2 separate regions of the Homo sapiens genome follow, and region 2 is linked to region 1. A link is a contact called in ENCODE Hi-C or POLR2A ChIA-PET data. All regions are on one chromosome and are shown on one strand. The core of a region is the stretch at or near the end of the contact, and the rest is flanking DNA. Distances in the headings are between cores, read along the strand shown. Region 1 holds the start of SAMD4B (sterile alpha motif domain containing 4B). Region 2 holds the start of TGFB1 (transforming growth factor beta 1).

Region 1 (6,701 bases), core at 2,850-5,349:
GAAAGCATTCAAAAACCAGTGGTCATTATTATTATTACTCTGTAGGTCACTAAAGTGCAGCTGGCAAATACAATGCAAATGGAGGAAATCTGTCTTCTTTCATCTCTATCTTTTGGGTGAAGAGAAGAGATACCATGGGTGAGAGATGAGGAGGCTTTGTCTTTGACCCATTGCTTAAGCTGTTTCCTCTGCCTGGGGGCACCATCATTGTCCCAACTCCCATGGAACACTATCCAGCCCAAATACCACCTTTTCTGTGAAGTCTTTCCAAATAAAAGGCTCCCTCTCACTGCTGAATTTCTACAGCATATAATTTGTACCTCATTTTCTGCTCTGTACATGCCCAAGCCCCCTACTGGTATTGTGAGCTCCCTGAAGGCAGGCCCCAATATTTACCCTGGGGTCTCTGTTTCCCCTTCTGGGCCCTAGAAACAGAATCCCTTGAAAAAATGCCAAGAGCTCTGTGGAGGCTCCAGACTTAGCAGCTGAGAGGGGCTGCTAAGAGAAGCCAACCAGGACGGGTGAGGCAGGTCACCAGGCAAAGGACTTGGGGTAGCTCAGAATCAGGAAACAGCACAAAGAAAGTCCCTAAGACAGGAGCAAGTAGGGCAGGAGTAAAGGCAAAGGGTGCTGTGTGGAGAAAAAAAAGGGAGGTGAGAGGAGAGGAGGGGGCAGGGAAGGTGTACTAAACCTGAATGAGGAGTGAGATCTGAGGAACTTGGAGATTTCTGGCCAAATGCAGAAGGAAGAGCTGCTTATTCTCCAGTGATTTCCAATAACTTACAAAGAGTAGATCCCACCTTGTGGGATTCAGAGAAGAACAAGACACATCCCGTACTTTCAGAGTTCCTAGTCCAGTGAGGGTGAGTGGACAAGTACATTAAAATCTACAAGGTTGAAGGTGAGTGGTGTTCTAAGAGGTACAATGGAGGTGGAGGGGTCTTGGCAGTAAGACACAGAATGAAAAGACCTCCTGAGGGTGCCTCAAGGGGAGGGTGCCTATGTGAAGAAACAGATGGACAAGAAGAGATGGATATGTGTGTTCAAAGAAGCAGCAATTTAAAGAAGCACCAAAGGCTGGTAGTGGGCTGGAGGGGTAGCCAGAAAGAGAAAGCACTGAGGAAGATCTGAAAAGAAACCATTCAAAAGTAGAATCGGAAATAACTGCTCAGAGGATGGAGTAACCTTGTGGAGAAGCCAAGATCCTTTCAAGGTAGGTAAGAAATCTTTCTGGAGGATGGGTACTTCATAAAGGGGATTCCTAGGAAACAGGAAAGCAGCAGTGGGCAGTAGGGCACAGAGGCATACCCTGAGGCATCTTTCAGGGGGCTTTTAGTGAGGAAAAGGAAATCCTCCTAAAGGGCACAGGTTCTCAAACTTGCGTGTGCATCAAAATGACCAGGAGGGTTTGTTAAAAACTCTTGATTGCTGGGCCCTGCTCCCAGGTTTTCAGTTTCAGTAGATCTGAGTGGGATTCAAGAATGTGTATTTCTAACAAATGTGGCTGCTGCTGGGCCAGGAACCACACTGAGAACCACTGCTATAGGGGAAGGGATTATTTGGTGAGGAGGTCCTCAAAGGGGAGAAGGAAGAAGGCTTCTGAAAGGGAAATGGGGAGAATCCTAAGTCTCTAAGGAGGGTGTTAAGGGTCTCTTGATCTCTGAAGGGAAGAGGGGTCTATGAGCATGGCACCTAAGAAAAATGGTCTGAAAGAAAGATCTCGGAGCACTGGGATTTCAAGGGGGCGGGGAAAGGTGTCTCTCAAGAATCTTTACAAGGAAACATAGAGGCTCTTGGGCAACGAGTCTGGAGAATGTTGGGGACCTCTGAAGGGATAATGGGAAAAGGGGGCCCCCTGAGAAAGGTCTCTGAGTTGACTTCAGAGGAAAGAGAATGGGGAAATGAGAGGGTGTAAATAGCAATTCTAAAGTTAGTGGGTAAATCTGATAGGGTCCTAAATAATGTTTCTTGGGGATGTCAGAAGTGGAATCTGAGGGAAAGTTCTGAGGAAGTCTCAGGAAGCGCTGGGAGTGGGTGGCTGATGGAGGGCAATTTGGGAGAAAATTCTCTAAAAAGTGTCTGAGGAAGGTGTGGTCTTCTGAGACTGGTCCTGGAGTGGGATGACAGAGGGATGTTTTTAGGAAAAACTCTTCAGAGATCTCAGTTGAGGAGAAAGCTGAGTAAAGTCTCCAAAAGAGTATATGGGGAAGGCGGGGTCTTCTGAGAGAGTGTCAGAGGAGAGGGTTTTTCAGAAAGAATTATAGGACTTTCTCAGAGCAAGAGCTCGGGTTATTTTGGGGGAAAATTAGGTGTGTGTGAGGGTCTTCTTCAAGGGATTCTAGAGGATTTAGGGGACCTGTGTGAGCAAGTTCAGGGAGGGATATCTCTAGAAAAGTCCCTTAGTAAGGCAGAAGTATTGATTCAAGGGGTTCTGGTGGTGTCAGGAAGGTCTTGGAGGGATTTCAAGAACATACGTCAGGAGGGCTCCAGGGGGTCGCTGGGGTCTCTAAGCTGTGTGTGTGTGTGGGGGGGGGGGGTCCTGAAAACCTGCATATCAGAGGGGTCACCAAGAGAATCTTACGGTCTTACAGGGGTTGTGAGGAGGATCTTCAGAAAATTCCTCTAAAACCGGTCTGCAAGGGGGGATTCTGAGGTGTTAGTGAAGGGGAGTTCTACGGGATCTGAGAGAAAAACCATGAGGAAAGTTTTCAGGATCCTTAAACAATTTTTGGAGCGTGTGATGTGGGGGACTGGAAAAGATGTGGAGTATGTAAAAGGGATTTTGGAAGAAGCTTTTGGAATATGATGCTGAGAGTCCTCTGGAGATTTCAGGCAATTGCTGGAGATTTTTAGAATGAGTGGGGGTGGGGAAGGGGATCCCGGTGAAGATCACTGGGCTACATGAGGGTGATCTCTAGGGCATTTTAGGGTGGTGAGACCAGGGGGAGACAGGAGGCCTCTGGGGGAGACTTTTGGGATCTGTGGAAAGGTCCAGAGGGATACGTGAAGGGGGAGTGTGTATGAGAGATGGTTGCAATACGGTGGGGAGGGGGATGGAGTCTTCTAGGTGAGTTTTTGGGATCTGGGGGCATTTCACAAAGTCTGTGAGGAAGATTTATTTTGGGGATATGGGAAGGAGATCTTCAGGGAAGATGATCACGGTCCGTCGGGGGCATTCTGAAGGACTTCTGGGAGGGGGAATCAGAAATGCAGGGGGTATGAGCGGAAAATCTCCAAGGAGGTTTCTGGAATGGGGTAAGTGGGAGGGAAAATTCTTAGGATCCGGGAGGGGGAAGTCGGGTGAGCCTGTTGGGCTGTGAGAGGCAGGGCTCCGGGGGAGAGTTCTGGAATGGACAGGGGTCCGGAGGGAGCCTTGGGGAGGTGTGCAGGGCTCGTGAGGGAGGCTCCTGGAGCAGCTATGAGAGCCACGCTGTGGAATGGACGAGGAGTGGCCTCCGAGGACTATTTCTGGAGACAGGAGGAGGACGGGGGCTTCGGGGCCAAAGGGCGGGGGTCTGCGAGGAAAGCTGCTGGGACCCATGAAGGGCTCGAGGAGGCGACTCCACGGGAGGGGTGGGTTTTGCGGGGACCTTTCAGGGCGCACACGGGGGATCGGCAGGCTTTCCGGGGCTCTCCGAGGGGGATGTGCGGGGGGTCCTGAGGAGAGGCCCCCGGCCCGGCCCCTCGGCAATCCCGAGGGCATGAGAAAGATTTCGGAGGGAAGCTTCGGCCAGGGCCCAGGAGGGAGACTGGGGACGGGCGCGGGGCTTCTCCCGTGGGGCCCGGCCCCCCGAGGCCCGCGTTCCGCACCCGCCCGCCGCCGCCGCCCGCGGTTCGGGGTCCCTGAGGGGGCGGGGCCGCCCGCGCGGCCTGGGTCGCCCTGAGGGGAGCCCCGCGCGCCCCGACTCGCCGCCGCCCCGCGCCGGCCCGGCCCGAGACTCACCGCCTCGGCCTTCGCCGCCACCGCCGCCGCTCGGGCCTCCTCAGGCCACCGCCGCCGCCGTCGCCCCCTCTCGGGCCCGCAAGCTCCCCTCCCTCCTCCCGCACCGACCACCGCCGCCGCCGCCGCCGCCGCCGTCGCGCTGCGTCACCGCGCCGTGCGTCACCGCCCCTGGCCCCGCCCCGACGGGGGCCGCCGCGCGCCGGCATTAGCTCACGCCCGGGTGACGAACGGCGCGCCAGCCAACGGGCGGCGAGGGCAGCCCGAAGGGCGGGAGGTGTGAGCCGAGTAAGGCGGGGTCGCGGCGAGGGGGGAGCGACGGTGGTGGAACGGGGCCCAAGAGGCCCGCCCCCTCCTCGGCGGGATTGGTCGGACGTGGGGGTGACGGGCAGTCGGCCAGGCCTGGGGTTTGGGGCTGGGGGGCGGGGAAGGGGCGGGGCGCGCGGGGCGTTGCCCAGGGCAACGGGCCCGGCGGAGTCTGAGGTTGGGCCTCCAGGCCCGCAGGGGGCAGGCTCGCGCGCGTCCACCCCAGCTGCCCCGAGCGAAGTCACAGTTCCTGATTCAGGCGTTCCAGGCCTCCTCTTCCCCGCCCCTTGGGTGGCCCGCCTCACCCAAGGCTGTCCTCAGTGGGCGTCTGCACTCGGGCTTCTGGGCGCTCGGCTTTCTCATCGCGCTGTTCTCAGCCTTGCCGCTTGCTCTCTCCGATGGGAATGGCGAGGCGAGATCTAGCCTTTAGGGTGGGAAGAGAATGCACAGAAAGCGCTAAGGATCAAGGAGGCTGTCAATAAACGGGAGTTGTTGCTGTGACTTTGGTTGTGATCTGTGCGTTCCACAAACTGTATTGGGTCCGGGTGAACTAATCAGAGGGACCTGTGTTCAGAAGGCTCTCGGTGACAGAGATCTGGCTTGTTACAGGCACTTAGAGAGGCAGTCGGGATGGAGGGTCGAGTTGAAGACAGGGAGGGGTGAGGAACGAGCAGAGGCCAGTTGTTTGGCCACTTGAGGGAGTTTGGACTTGTCCCGAGGGCACTAGGGAGCCGTGAAGGGCTTCAAGCCGGGGAGGATCATGGTGAGTCTGGGGTTTTGGAGAGATGTCTCTCTGGCTTATACATGGAGGGCGGATTGGAGGGAATGAAACGGGATCGGGAGTCCAGGGAGGCAGCTGGGGGAGGGGGTGGGGAAGAAAGAGGGGGTTTGCACGAGGGAGGGACTGTGGGGAGGGAAGGAGGTGCAGGTGGGAGGGACGCCCTGGAGGCAGAGCGAACGGGCCCTGACACTGGCTGGCTATGGAGTGGAAGGGGGAGAAAAGTTTAGGACCAGGCCCCTCTAGCCGGGAGACTGGGCGCCAGAAGCAGGTTGGGAAGATACTAAGCCCAATGTGGATGCCTAGTAGCGAGGTCCAGGAGGTGCACAAACCCTGGGTCTGGAGCTTAAGGGAGAAATTGAGGCTGGAGACCAAGATTTAAGGATCGTCAAAGATGGTAATTGAGGCTGTGGGAGTTAGGGGTCTAGCCCGGGGAGGGTATGAAGGGTCACTGGAGACAGGGACTGAACAGAACCCTGAAACAGAGAGGCAGGATTTGAGCAAAGGAATTGACGCTGTCGATGAATATTGCAAAAGGCAGCCAGAGAGAGGAAAACCAGGAGAGTGTGGCATTATAGACGCTTTGAGGAAAGGCTGTTTCACCAGGGTGGGGCCATGTCACAAACCCCATCCACTACCTCCTGCATTTAAGCAACAGCCTTCACACTGCATAGAATTATTGTGCTCATTAACTGCTGGTTCATTAATTCATTCAATAATATTTCTTGACTATCTAATATGTGCCAGGCTCTGCTTAAGGTGCTAGAAACACAACAATAGGATGAGCGCGGTGGCTCACACCTGTAATCCCAGCATTTTGGGAGGCCGAGGCAGGTGTTCGAGACCAGCCTGACCAACATGGTGAAATCCCATCTCTACTAAAAATACAAAATTAGCGGGGCGTGGTGGCACATGCCTGTAGTCCCAGCTACTTGGGAGGCTGAGGCAAGAGAATCGCTTGAACCCGGGTGGCGGAGGTTGCAGTGAGCCAAGATCGTGCCATTGCACTCCAGCCTGGGCAACAACAGTGAAACTCCGTCTCAAAAAAAAAACAAAAAAAAAACAAAAAGACTTACATTCTAGTTCTTGGGGACACAAACAATAAGGAAATACAGTGTAACTTCGTGATAAGTACCAAGGAGAAAAAGAAAGCAGTGGCTGGGCATGGTGACTCATGCCTGTAATCCCAGCACTTTGGGAGGCTGAGGCTGGTGGATCACTTGAGGCCAGGAGTTTGAGACCAGCCTGGCCAAAGTGGCAAAACCCTGTCTCTACTAAAAATGCCAAAAATTAACTGGGCATAGTGATGCGTGCCTGTAGTTCCAGCTACTCAGGAGGGTGAGGCAGGAGAATCACTTGAACCCAGGAGTCGGAGGTTGCAATAAGCCGAGATTTGCCATTGCACTCTAGCCCAGGTGACAGAGCGAGACTATGTCTCTAAATAAATAAACAAATAAATAACAAGAAAGCAGCTAAGGGAATGGAGTAATGCAGCCAGAATTAATTTACATGGGGAAAGGCCTCTTTCATTAGGTGAGACTGAAACAGAAATCTGAAGGAATGAAGGAGAAAGTGGGTTCCAGAAAGAGAAAACAGCAAGTGCAAAGGCCATGTAGTAGGATCATTCACAGAACCACAAAGGGGCCAGCATTGCTGGAGTGGAGTGAGCAAAAGAGG
Region 2 (6,701 bases), core at 4,202-6,701, 2.0 Mb before region 1:
CTGGTCTCGAACCCCTGACCTCAAGTGATCCACCTGCCTTGGCTTCCCAAAGTGCTAGGATTACAGATGTGAGCCACTGCGCCCATCCTAATTTTTGTATTTTTAGTAGAGATGGGATTTCGCCATGTTGGCCGGGCTGGTCTCAAACTCCTGACCTCAGGTGATCAGCCCGCCTCAGCCTCCCAAAGTGCTGAGATTACAGGCGTGAGTCACTGCGCCTGGCTTGTTTGTTCATTTTTTGAGATGGAGTCTCACTGTGTCACACCAGCTGGAGTGCAGTGGTGCAATCTCGGCTCACTGCAGCTTTTCCAGCGATTCTCGTGCCTCAGCCTCCCGAGTACCTGGGATTACAGGCACCTGCCACCACTCCAGACTAATTTTTGTATTTTTAGTAGAGACGAGGTTTTGCCATGTTGGCCAGGCTGGTCTTGAACTCCTGACCTTAGATGATCCACCCCCCCCTAAGCCTCCTAAAGTGCTGGGATTAGAGGTGTGAGCCACTGCGCTCAGCCTTAATTTTTATATTATTTGTAGAGATGGGGTTTTGCCATGTTGGTCAGGCTGGTCTTGAACTCCTGGACTCAAGGGATCTACCTGCCTTGGCCTCCCAAAGTGCTGAGATTACAGGTGTGAGCCACTGTATCCTACCACTCAGTGCATTTTAGCTATCATTATCACCCCTCAGTAGGATCGAAATTGTTATGTGTGTTTCAGGATGCGCTCCTGGAGGGTACCCTTGGCCCCATCTTAATCCTTGGACTAGGCTTGAAAATATGGGGTGAGAATCGTAATAAAATGATATTGAAGACTTATCCCGTGCTCACTATGCTCATTACCCATTCATGGATTAATGGGTTAATGGATTAGTGGGTTATCATGGGAGAGGAAGTGGTGGCTTTATAAAATGAGAGAGAGAGACGTGAGTGGCATGTTAGCACACTAGCCTTGGGACTCTCTGAAGAGTTCCAGCAAGAAGGCTCTTACTAGATGGGGCTCCTCCACCTTGGTCAGTCTCCTATAACTGTGAGATAGAAATTCCTTTTCTTTATAAATTATCCAGTTTTGGATATTATGTTAAGAGTAACAGAAAACAAATGAAGACAATGAGGAATGCATTATTACTCAGCTCATTTTATAGATGGGGAGACCAAGGCAGAGAAAGCTAACTTGCCCAAGGTTGCAGAGGCAGGAAGAGGTAGTGCCAGGATTTGAACCCAGATACTTGGTTCCAGAGTCCATGCTTCGTAACCCCTACCAGTAGATGCCACAGAGAAACAGTCCTATAGCCACAGCGGCATCCCCTTCCCGATGGCTGCCTCCCACCCCTCTATGTCCCGGCTCTCACTGCAGGGGCGGCATGGAAGCTCCTGTCAGGCGTGCGGGAGGGCCAAACGCAAGTGGACACCCCGCAGATAGGGGACATGGCTTACTGGTCCCACCCCATCGACCTGCACTTCGCCACCAAAGGTCTTCAAGGTGGGTATCACACCTGGACCCGGGTCCAGGCTGAGGGGAGGGGGCCAGTAGCCTCTGAGGTCCCTGGGGCTGGGAACACCAAGACCTGTCCCTGCTCCCCATACCACGTAGGTCCCTTTTGCAGCCAAGTCTGGCCCTGGAGAGGCTGAGCTAAGGCCTTCCCAGGCCTGCTCAATAGGCGATCCCAAGTTTGTATGATTAGGGCAGAGGCCAGGGTGGAGCAGGAGGTGGGAAGGTGGGGGGTCAGGGTGGGAGGGGAGGTGGCATTCAAGTAAAGAGACAAAACGAGAGTCTCCAATAAAGAGGAAGCCGGGAGGCAGGGTCTGAGAGAGGCAAGGGCTGTTTCTCCAGGAAGGGCTCCTCGGCTTGAAAGTAGAGCTGCTGCTCAAAGGGGAAATCAGTACTGGGGGAGGAGCGGCATCAGAAAGCCTTTCTAGTAGAAAATGTGGGTTCCTGGAGATGAGTTGATTCTGAGAAATTGCCTAGGTAAATGTGCCATATATTTCACCAATATAAAGAACGTCTACCTGGTACCTGCCCTGTGTCCAGCCTGTGTTGGGTGATGCCAGGGAGACATTGAGGATCAAGGCAGTGTCCCTTAGCCTTGTCCTCACAGGGTTCACCGTCCTATGGGGGGACACACCTCTCTCCAGACAGTGGCACCTCAGAGTGGGCAGGACTAAGATAGGTGATTTGGAGAGGCTGTGGGAGCCCAGAGGAAGTGGCTGACTCTGTCAGGGAGGTCAGAGAGGGCTTCCTGGAGGAGGGGGCTTCTGAACTTTGCTGTGAAGGGCCAGCGGAGCTAATAAGGCAGAGGGATAGAAGAAGGTTCTAGGCAGAGGGAGCTACGTGGAAGACTCAAAGGGGAAAGTGAGCCAAGGGCATCTAGTGGATTGAGGGAGAGCGGGACGGCAGAGGGGAAAGGCAGAAGGGGACAGGCCATGCAGGGCCTTGAGTGCCAGGCTGAGGAGCTGAGGCCATCTCCTGAAGGCACTTGGGAGCCAGAGCAGGTAATGGACAAGTGAGATTTCACCTTTTTTTTTTTGGAGACAGAGTTTCACTCTGTTGCCCAGGCTGGAGTGTAGTGGCAAGATCTCAGCTCACTGCAACCTCTGCCTCCCAGGTTCAAGCAATTCTCCTGCCTCAGCCTCACGAGTAGCTGGGACTACAGCCACGTGCCACCACATCTGGCTAATTTTTGCCTTTTTTTTTTTTAATAGAGATGGCGTTTCACCAAGGTGGTCAGGCTGGTCTCGAACTCCTGACCTCAGGTGATCCACCTGCCTCGGCCTCCCAAAGTGCTGGGATTACAGGCATGAGCCACCGCGCCTGGCTGAGATTTCACTTTTAAATAATCTTTCTGTCTTTTAAGCTGGAGCTGGGGAAAAAAAAAATCTTTCCGGTGCTGTGTGGGTGAGGTGGGCAGCTCTAACCTTTCAGCTCTTGGGGCCTCCAGTCCCCCAGTGGTGGCACCAGCCTTGCTTTCTCTTTTCTCAAGCCCCCATTTTGTCCATCAGGAAATCTTAAACTGCCTCTACTTTTGAAATACATCCTAAATCCCACTTCTTACCCTTTTCTCGCCCAGCACCTTGATCTGTCCAAGTTCTTCTCTCACATGGACTATGACAAGAATCTTGTCTCTGGAGTCCCCTTCCCCAACCCCCCTGGTCTGCACCCCACATGCAGCTGGGACCCTGTGAACACCTAAGTCAGGTCCCATCTCTGCTCTGCTCAGAACCCTCCAATGGTCCCCATCTCACTCAGGGTGAAAGCCATAGTCTTAGCATGCATCACAAGGCTCTCCACAACCAGGCTGGCACCTCCTTCCCGTCTCCCCACCTCATTCTGCTCTAGCCATGCTGTCCCCACCAGGCACACTCCGTCTGGGCTCCAGCCATACTGTCCCCACCAGACAGTCCCCCCCCAGGGCCTTGGCACTTGCTGTTCCCTCTGGCTAGGAGCACTCTTCCTCTAGATGGCCACATGGCCTACTCCCTTCCTTCCTTTTAGCATTTGCTCAAATGTCACCTTCTTAATGAAGCTTCCTTGATCCCCTTCTTGCTAAAGCGGTATCCCCACCCTCACCCTACCCAGCTCTGTTTTCCCTCACAGCAATTACCACCATCTGATCTACCCTATAATTTGCTTATTTACTACATTCGTTGTCTAGGATATCAGCTTCACGGGGGCAGGAATTTTTGTCTGCCATCCATGTTCATGTCTGCCGTGTCCCCAGCTAGCTAGAACAGAGTCTAGCACAGGAGAAGGGATCAGCATGAGATGAGATGGGGCTGGATCTCCAAGGGCTTTGACTACCAGACTGAGGAGCTGAACTGTGTTCTGAGGACATGGGCAAAGCTATGGAAGGAGAGAAAGATGCTTCCAGATGCCAGGTGGAAGGTGGATTAGAGAGGGGCAAGAAAGAAGGCCCTGGGCCCAAAGAGAGCAGGGCAGGGACATGAGGGAAGGCAGGAGGTGTCCCTGACAAGGCCCATGATGGTTACCTGGGGACTGGAGGAGCAATGGGCTGCCCTGACATGGGGTCATGGAGGAGGATAACACAGAGAGGAAATTCAGCAGAGGTCTGATTAGAAGGGCCTTGAATGTTGAAGAGGTTGGACTTTATACTGAGGGCACTGGGGAGCTATGGAAGGATCCTTAGCAGGGGAGTAACATGGATTTGGAAAGATCACTTTGGCTGCTGTGTGGGGATAGATAAGACGGTGGGAGCCTAGAAAGGAGGCTGGGTTGGAAACTCTGGGACAGAAACCCAGAGAGGAAAAGACTGGGCCTGGGGTCTCCAGTGAGTATCAGGGAGTGGGGAATCAGCAGGAGTCTGGTCCCCACCCATCCCTCCTTTCCCCTCTCTCTCCTTTCCTGCAGGCTGGCCCCGGCTCCATTTCCAGGTGTGGTCCCAGGACAGCTTTGGCCGCTGCCAGCTTGCAGGCTATGGATTTTGCCATGTGCCCAGTAGCCCGGGCACCCACCAGCTGGCCTGCCCCACGTGGCGGCCCCTGGGCAGTTGGCGAGAACAGTTGGCACGGGCTTTCGTGGGTGGTGGGCCGCAGCTGCTGCATGGGGACACCATCTACAGTGGGGCCGACCGCTATCGCCTGCACACAGCTGCTGGTGGCACCGTGCACCTGGAGATCGGCCTGCTGCTCCGCAACTTCGACCGCTACGGCGTGGAGTGCTGAGGGACTCTGCCTCCAACGTCACCACCATCCACACCCCGGACACCCAGTGATGGGGGAGGATGGCACAGTGGTCAAGAGCACAGACTCTAGAGACTGTCAGAGCTGACCCCAGCTAAGGCATGGCACCGCTTCTGTCCTTTCTAGGACCTCGGGGTCCCTCTGGGCCCAGTTTCCCTATCTGTAAATTGGGGACAGTAAATGTATGGGGTCGCAGGGTGTTGAGTGACAGGAGGCTGCTTAGCCACATGGGAGGTGCTCAGTAAAGGAGAGCAATTCTTACAGGTGTCTGCCTCCTGACCCTTCCATCCTTCAGGTGTCCTGTTGCCCCCTCCTCCCACTGACACCCTCCGGAGGCCCCCATGTTGACAGACCCTCTTCTCCTACCTTGTTTCCCAGCCTGACTCTCCTTCCGTTCTGGGTCCCCCTCCTCTGGTCGGCTCCCCTGTGTCTCATCCCCCGGATTAAGCCTTCTCCGCCTGGTCCTCTTTCTCTGGTGACCCACACCGCCCGCAAAGCCACAGCGCATCTGGATCACCCGCTTTGGTGGCGCTTGGCCGCCAGGAGGCAGCACCCTGTTTGCGGGGCGGAGCCGGGGTGCCCGCCCCCTTTCCCCCAGGGCTGAAGGGACCCCCCTCGGAGCCCGCCCACGCGAGATGAGGACGGTGGCCCAGCCCCCCCATGCCCTCCCCCTGGGGGCCGCCCCCGCTCCCGCCCCGTGCGCTTCCTGGGTGGGGCCGGGGGCGGCTTCAAAACCCCCTGCCGACCCAGCCGGTCCCCGCCGCCGCCGCCCTTCGCGCCCTGGGCCATCTCCCTCCCACCTCCCTCCGCGGAGCAGCCAGACAGCGAGGGCCCCGGCCGGGGGCAGGGGGGACGCCCCGTCCGGGGCACCCCCCCGGCTCTGAGCCGCCCGCGGGGCCGGCCTCGGCCCGGAGCGGAGGAAGGAGTCGCCGAGGAGCAGCCTGAGGCCCCAGAGTCTGAGACGAGCCGCCGCCGCCCCCGCCACTGCGGGGAGGAGGGGGAGGAGGAGCGGGAGGAGGGACGAGCTGGTCGGGAGAAGAGGAAAAAAACTTTTGAGACTTTTCCGTTGCCGCTGGGAGCCGGAGGCGCGGGGACCTCTTGGCGCGACGCTGCCCCGCGAGGAGGCAGGACTTGGGGACCCCAGACCGCCTCCCTTTGCCGCCGGGGACGCTTGCTCCCTCCCTGCCCCCTACACGGCGTCCCTCAGGCGCCCCCATTCCGGACCAGCCCTCGGGAGTCGCCGACCCGGCCTCCCGCAAAGACTTTTCCCCAGACCTCGGGCGCACCCCCTGCACGCCGCCTTCATCCCCGGCCTGTCTCCTGAGCCCCCGCGCATCCTAGACCCTTTCTCCTCCAGGAGACGGATCTCTCTCCGACCTGCCACAGATCCCCTATTCAAGACCACCCACCTTCTGGTACCAGATCGCGCCCATCTAGGTTATTTCCGTGGGATACTGAGACACCCCCGGTCCAAGCCTCCCCTCCACCACTGCGCCCTTCTCCCTGAGGACCTCAGCTTTCCCTCGAGGCCCTCCTACCTTTTGCCGGGAGACCCCCAGCCCCTGCAGGGGCGGGGCCTCCCCACCACACCAGCCCTGTTCGCGCTCTCGGCAGTGCCGGGGGGCGCCGCCTCCCCCATGCCGCCCTCCGGGCTGCGGCTGCTGCCGCTGCTGCTACCGCTGCTGTGGCTACTGGTGCTGACGCCTGGCCGGCCGGCCGCGGGACTATCCACCTGCAAGACTATCGACATGGAGCTGGTGAAGCGGAAGCGCATCGAGGCCATCCGCGGCCAGATCCTGTCCAAGCTGCGGCTCGCCAGCCCCCCGAGCCAGGGGGAGGTGCCGCCCGGCCCGCTGCCCGAGGCCGTGCTCGCCCTGTACAACAGCACCCGCGACCGGGTGGCCGGGGAGAGTGCAGAACCGGAGCCCGAGCCTGAGGCCGACTACTACGCCAAGGAGGTCACCCGCGTGCTAATGGTGGAAACCCACAACGGTGAGCTCGGAGGGGCAG

The links. A loop is a pair of places that touch in the nucleus more often than their neighbours do. ChIA-PET counts read pairs that join two places held with the same protein, here RNA polymerase II (POLR2A). Pooled maps may share reads with other maps.
Region 2: a loop to region 1 is called in a map with no recorded cell type, with 12 times the contacts of the local background. The contact joins the promoter of TGFB1 here to the promoter of SAMD4B in region 1. A Hi-C loop is called at or near these places in 1 of 168 maps with a recorded cell type or tissue (naive thymus-derived CD4-positive, alpha-beta T cell), 1 of 37 single-sample maps with no recorded cell type and 7 of 50 pooled maps. POLR2A ChIA-PET finds 5 or more read pairs at or near these places in 1 of 52 experiments (T-cell).

What each region holds. Positions count from the first base shown.
Region 1 is chr19:39,339,819-39,346,519 of GRCh38, reverse strand. It overlaps SAMD4B (sterile alpha motif domain containing 4B), which reads right to left and starts at 4,099. Exons shown (of 14, transcript NM_001384574.2): 1 at 3,944-4,099. RefSeq lists a silencer at 3,981-4,410.
Region 2 is chr19:41,352,672-41,359,372 of GRCh38, reverse strand. It overlaps TGFB1 (transforming growth factor beta 1), which reads left to right and starts at 5,451. Exons shown (of 7, transcript NM_000660.7): 1 at 5,451-6,683. The coding sequence starts at 6,329. B9D2 (B9 domain containing 2) reads left to right here. Exons shown (of 4, transcript NM_030578.4): 3 at 1,351-1,476; 4 at 4,360-4,956. The coding sequence ends at 4,673. RefSeq lists enhancers at 4,574-5,075, 4,999-5,148 and silencers at 5,149-5,678, 5,829-5,898, 6,199-6,278, 6,439-6,701.